2 separate regions of the Homo sapiens genome follow, and region 2 is linked to region 1. A link is a loop called in an ENCODE intact Hi-C map of the cell type or tissue named here. Cell type or tissue: HepG2. All regions are shown on one strand. Links, peaks and the distances in the headings refer to the core of each region. The heading gives the core; the rest is flanking DNA. Region 1 overlaps FNDC3B (fibronectin type III domain containing 3B). Region 2 overlaps TMEM212-AS1 (TMEM212 antisense RNA 1).

Region 1 (2,922 bases), core at 269-2,768:
AAAATATATATTATGGTTATGGCATTATGTGTTGTAAAGAGGGAGAGAATGCTTGAATTATTGTGGCTAGATAGGGGCAGGTAGACAAGCACAGGCCCAACTGGAAGGATGACTTGATGGTAGTTGAGCACTTTGCAAGGTACCTCCAGTGAGATGCCAGACCCTAGTAACAAGCTCACCTGGAGGGGAGTTTGTTTGTGGTGCAGGTTTAATGTCAAGGACCAGTTCTTGGAAACAGAAGGTATGTGGGGTGCCAGTTGAAGATCAGGGGACAGAAATGTTTTTAAAACCACCAAGTATAAATCACATAAGATCGATAGACAGTCGTGATCAGCCATCTACATACAGATGAGGATGTTTGTCAGTTTGAAAATGGATCGATTGTTGAATTTTTCTTTGTTTCTCCCCAGTTAAGATATGCAAGTTTAGCATTCTGTAAGTGTTGGATCAGAATTTCTGATGCCCTTGGCACTCACTACTCAGTGTCAGTTTAGACATTGGCTCCTAATTTTTTTTCTTTTTCTTTTTTAAGATACAGTGTTTCACTGCTGCTGGAGTGCAGTGGCTCTATCATAGCTTACTATGGCTTCGAACTCCTGGGCTCAAGTGATCCTTGAGTAGGGCTATAGCTAGGACTATAGGTTCACGCCACCATGCCTGGCTAATGTTTTTTTTTTTATTTTTATAGAGACAGGGTTTCACTTTGTGGCTCAGGCTGGTCTCTAACTTCTGGCTTGAAGCAATCCCCCCGCTTCAGCCTCCCAAAATGTTGGGATTATAGGTTATGAGCCACCTTGCCCGGCCCTGTTTTGTTTTTATAATATCATTAAAATACCTCATCAGTTTCAAATAACCATTTTGCAGGGTGGTAGGGGATTTTTCTGAGATGGTGTTGAGTCACAGTGTTATTTGAGGTTCTAGTAAGTATCAAAGTGTGTCTTGTGTTAAATGATTCTATTTGAGCTTAAAATGTAATTTCATTTCAGTTACTTGTTTATTGACTCAGAATGCATTTGTTGAGATCTAGACCAGGTTCTTTGTTAATGGAATGTTCTACTCTGTTCTGATGTTTTTGGAATCTTGTATAGAGAACAGTGTCTACCACCAAACTCCTAAGGCTGGATGGTGGTAAGTTCAACTCTTTGCTACCTTCTGAAATTTGAGAAATAGTAAAATTGGAGCACCTTCAGGCTGTGTTAGACTTTAAGGCTTCTAAATTATATTAGAATGTAAGGATACATCTTTGTTTTGACCCTGGAAAGAGTAGTAAAGATTTTCATAAAGGCCAACTAGTCATAAAAACTTACTTAAATTGACATGATCCTAACTCACAATTATGAAAAGCTTTCTGTTGAAATAATTGTGTAGAAAGTGATCTTTATACATGAACAAAGGTGGGATGTTTTAGAAATAATTGAAGATTCTAAGATCCCAGGAAATATAATGGTTTAATTTATTTTTAAGGGATTTAAGATTCCCCATAGCCTATGAAAGAGGGGTCTCTATTAAAAATAACGCCATTGTTCTAGATGTAGCTAATTAGGGATTTGCAATTATCTAGGCAAGGCTAGGATAAAGTTTGGCTGCCTATTCTGTATGAAAAGGTTTTACTGTAAATATCAAGTTTAAATAGATCTTAAGAGGAATATTTACCTAATTAAAAGAACAAACCACTTTTAAGCACCTTGGGAAAATCAATTTACTTAAAAGCAGTGTAAAAATGCAGAATGCATTCACTGATGCTGGTCTGCTGGTGGTCTTTTCATAGAGATACAGGAGCCCCTGGAAAGTCAGTGCTCTCTGTGGATTGCCATGAAATAAATATTGATTGACTCAATGCTATTATGTGAACTACAAACAGTTTACCAGCAATGGGTAGAACTATATTATTTGCTTGCAAAATACATCACAACAATAAACACAATATCTGCCTCCCCCACCCCACTCCACTCTACCAATAGACTCCAACTATGCCTATTTATTGGTTTTGGAGTTTTTCTATTGACATTTGTTTTGCTACTTGTTAACTTCTTTTGTCATGTGTAAGCATTTGATGGCAGATTGGGGACAGCAGGTGTTAAAGGTTTAAGAGCATCATTATTGCTTTTAGCTTCATTTCTTCTGCCTTTGTGTTTGGGCAAGATTGTGGAGAGTCCTGAGTTTAGTATTTAGATAAGGTAATTACATGTCCTTCTCCTCTACTTTTACTAAAGCAAGATCCTCCTGGGCAGCTTAGTTCCAGGTACTGTATGAACTTGCCAGTAATAAGAGTAAGTTTCTTTTAAAAGATTTCTGGATATTTTACGTTTTATACTCAGTCACTCAGATGCGAGGTTTTCTAGTATGTGTCTACTTAGGGGTCAGATTTGACCAGTTTTTAACAGTACAAGTTGTACATATAGGATACTTAATGTATTTCTAGGATATTATGCTTCATTTTCTCTTAGTATTTTAAAGGTTTTAAAAAACCCATTCTATACCTTCTATATCTTTTATTGTTTAAGTCATTCAATGGGAAAGAAAATAATAAAAGTCTTTAGATGCTGTTTCTGATTTTTCGATCATGGTTTTTTTAATCTCAAGAAAAATAATTCTGATTAAGAAATAGAGGTAAACATTATTCTGAAGTAGTGAATTAGAGAATACTTAAATATATTGAGCTGGAATCCTTGTGTATTGCATGTTGGGAATGTTAAATGATAAAGCTACTGTGGAAAACAGTTCTGTAGTTCATAAATATTTACACATAGAATTACTATATGATTCAGCAATTCCATTCCTATTCCTATACGCAAAAGAAAGCAGGGACTCAGGTACTTAAAAGCCAGTGTTTATAGCAGCATTATTGACAATACCTAAAAGGTAGAAACAACCCATGCCCATCAACAGATGAATGGATAAACAAAATATGGTATTATATAT
Region 2 (2,922 bases), core at 279-2,778, 160 kb before region 1:
CACAGTGTGTTGGAGAATGATGATAAGAGATCATATCTGGAGCCTTATAAGTAGGTGTGGTGGTTTTAAAATGTGGATGTAAAATTCCTTGATGTTGTTCTCGTCGAAAGTTCGAATTGATATTCTTTGCCCTTAAATCTGAGCAAACTTGCAATGATCAGAGAGCAGCAAAAATGGTGTGTGACTTCTAAGGCTGCTATGTTGGAACCACGTGGTTCTTTTGGGGTGCTTGCTGTGGGAGAAGCCGGCTGCAATGTAACAGGTATGACCACCCTAAAACCTGCAAGTCAGAGAGACCATGATGCTAGAGAAGCCATGTACAGGCACTTCAGTTGACAGACTGAGCTCAGTTCTGCCAAGAAAGGTGAGTGAAGTTGTCTTGAACTCTTTGGACTATCTCATCTGCCAGCTGAGATGACCTCAACAATTGCCCCAAGAAGCAAAAAAATTGCCCAGCTGAGCCCTGCCTGAATATCAGACCCATAGAACTCATTTGTATGATAAAATGTTGTTTTATGCCAATAAATTTGGGATAATTTGTTACATAGCAATAGTAGCTAAAATATCAGCAAAAAGTCTCAATAGAATCCTCCCCAATAACCTGTAACAGATGAGGAAATTGAGATCCTGAGAGATTAGCTAATTTATCCAAGTTTCTAATTTGGTAGCAGTAAAGCAACCAGTCTTCTGACCCCCGGGCCATTGCCTTTTTCTCTCTAATGTATGATAATGCACTAAGAAATTTTCTATATAATTATATGCCAAGTCTAAAGACCATCTCTTTATCAAGCCACATTTGTATCCCCATTGATACTTTTATTCTCATTGATAATTAAATGGATCAGTCAAACTCCTTTACATATACACAAAAAGTGAACTGTGGCCTTAGATATGTGGAGTTTACAAACACTGTAGGTAATTTGGACATTTGAATGTAACTACCTCCCAATTAGAGGAAGAAACATCTTCAAGTATATAAAACACAGTAATATTTCTTCTTAAATTTGTGCCATTCTAATCCTTAACTTCCTAAGTTTTGAAGGCTGTCAGTTCCAAATTCACTGAAAGAACTTTTCTACTGAAAGAAAAATGCTGCCTCTATTAATATCAACCTTTTCCCCTTCAGAACACTTGCTTGCTAGTGATTTATTGTGGACAAGCTTCTTCCTGCTCCTTTTGAAAGTTAATTTTTTTTTAATCATGCAAGTAGAGGATGAATTCCTCATCTCTTGCCCCAGGACAATTTAGTTAAGCTAATCTTCAGGAGAGAGTTTGGGTATTTACAATTCACAAATTGATGCTGCTTGTAACACAAAAGAGAAAAGGGTCTTGCTGCTGTGTTTGATGTCAATTGGGAACTAATCCAAAAACAAATAAGGAAGACCAGCCCATGCAGCCTGTATGGGTAAAGATCCTTTTAGATCTTGGGACCTTGCAATTATATCATAAAGATGGAAATTTTTTCCTTTAAAAAGATCAAAGATATGATCCTTTTGTTTGTGGCAATGTCATTATTTTTTTAAAGGCTGAGGAAAACAACAACTAAATATCTCCATAACTGTATCCCAATGAAAACTGTGTACACTGATGATTCAAAAGTTAATGTTTAGCTTATTGCAACATTTTTCCTATTCACATAGTGAAACCATTAATAATTAAAGGAAAGACAAATGTTCAATTCTATTCTGAATTTCCTTCTCACCGTCGCGACTTCACAGATTTCAACAAATGTTAGTTCTTTAAAATCCCACCTGTGATATAGAAGGATGTGTACATGGCTTTAAGTGATGTTATGTATTAGGACTCTTAGTTGCAAATAACAGGATACTAAACTCCAACTAATTTTAATAGAGGGGGTTGATTGGGTCTCATAACGGAAAATTGCACACTCAGGTCTTGCTTCAAGCCCAGCTAGAGGCAGGGACGTATGCTTTTCTCTCCAGACTGTCTCACTGGGCTCTTTTCCTCTGTGTCGGCCCCTTTCTCAGGCTGATTCAATGAATGTAAGGTAAGAGGACCACTGGCAGGTCTCATCTTACATTTGGGCAGCTTCCAAACCCAGCCGCATTCTGGATCGGAAACAATTCTGGGGCTGATTCTGTTTCGTCCATCTTGAGCCTCACACCCACCCCTGTGGAATTCTCTTAGGTACTAATGATGTGTTTCAGAACCTACCAAGAATTGTAGTTAGATTCTAGCATAATTTATTTTAATGAAAACACTTGCTCTAAAGAAAGTGTGCAAGATGGCATGCCAAGTTACATAGCTCAACTTTCCAGAAACTCTGCCTTTCTCTTAAGCTATTTTCCCATACATAGCTTGCCTTTTCAATCCCAAATTTACCAAAAGTATAATCTATATTTACTTATTCCCCTCTCTTGCTGTAACCTTCCTGCCTTCTAATTTCACTTCTCTATAAAATGGTTTTCGCAAAGATCACTTGTCACCTCTCACAGGCATTCCACTGTCATCTTTTTGGTGTTCCTCCTATGTGTCCCCTTGGCAGAATTTGCCACTGTGAACCACTCCTTTTTTTTTTTTTTTTCTTGAATCTCTCCTCCTGAAGCTTGTGCTCTTTTCCTGTCTCAGACAGATTCTTCTTTGTTTTCTTTACTAGCTTTTATATGATCAGCATGGTCCCCAGATGTAAGTGTTCACCAAAGTTCCATCTTCAGCTTTTTTCTCTTTTTTTTTTTTTTTTTGAGACGGAGTTTTGTTCTTGTTGCCCAGGCTGGAGTGCAATGGTGCGATGTCGGCTCACTGCAACTTCTGCCTCTCAGGTTCAAGCGATTCTCCTACCTCAGCCTCTCGAGAGTTGAAATTACAGGCATGCACCACCATATCAGGCTAATTTTTTGTATTTTTAGTAGAGACAGGATTTCTCCATGTTGGTCAGGATGGTCTTGAACCCCCAACCTCAGG

Evidence for each region. A loop is a pair of places that touch in the nucleus more often than their neighbours do. Peaks named below come from ENCODE experiments on the same cell type or tissue, not always from the same donor. Only the 100,000 strongest peaks of a DNase experiment are listed, where the experiment ranks them.
Region 2: it touches region 1 in a loop (3-fold over the local background); 9 of 110 quality-filtered maps call a loop at or near these places.

What each region holds. Positions count from the first base shown.
Region 1 is chr3:172,045,820-172,048,741 of GRCh38, forward strand. All of the region lies in intron 1 of FNDC3B (fibronectin type III domain containing 3B), which reads left to right. Among named protein-coding and RNA genes, the nearest start is that of FNDC3B, 7.7 kb to the left of the region's middle. In HepG2, for the core only: no CTCF peak of the experiment used is centred there; no DNase peak of the experiment used is centred there; H3K4me3 peaks cover 2,496 bases.
Region 2 is chr3:171,882,058-171,884,979 of GRCh38, forward strand. The region is part of intron 2 of TMEM212-AS1 (TMEM212 antisense RNA 1); the gene reads right to left. Among named protein-coding and RNA genes, the nearest start is that of TMEM212-AS1, 17 kb to the right of the region's middle. In HepG2, for the core only: no CTCF peak of the experiment used is centred there; DNase peaks (open chromatin) are centred at 1,364 and 1,654; H3K4me3 peaks cover 910 bases.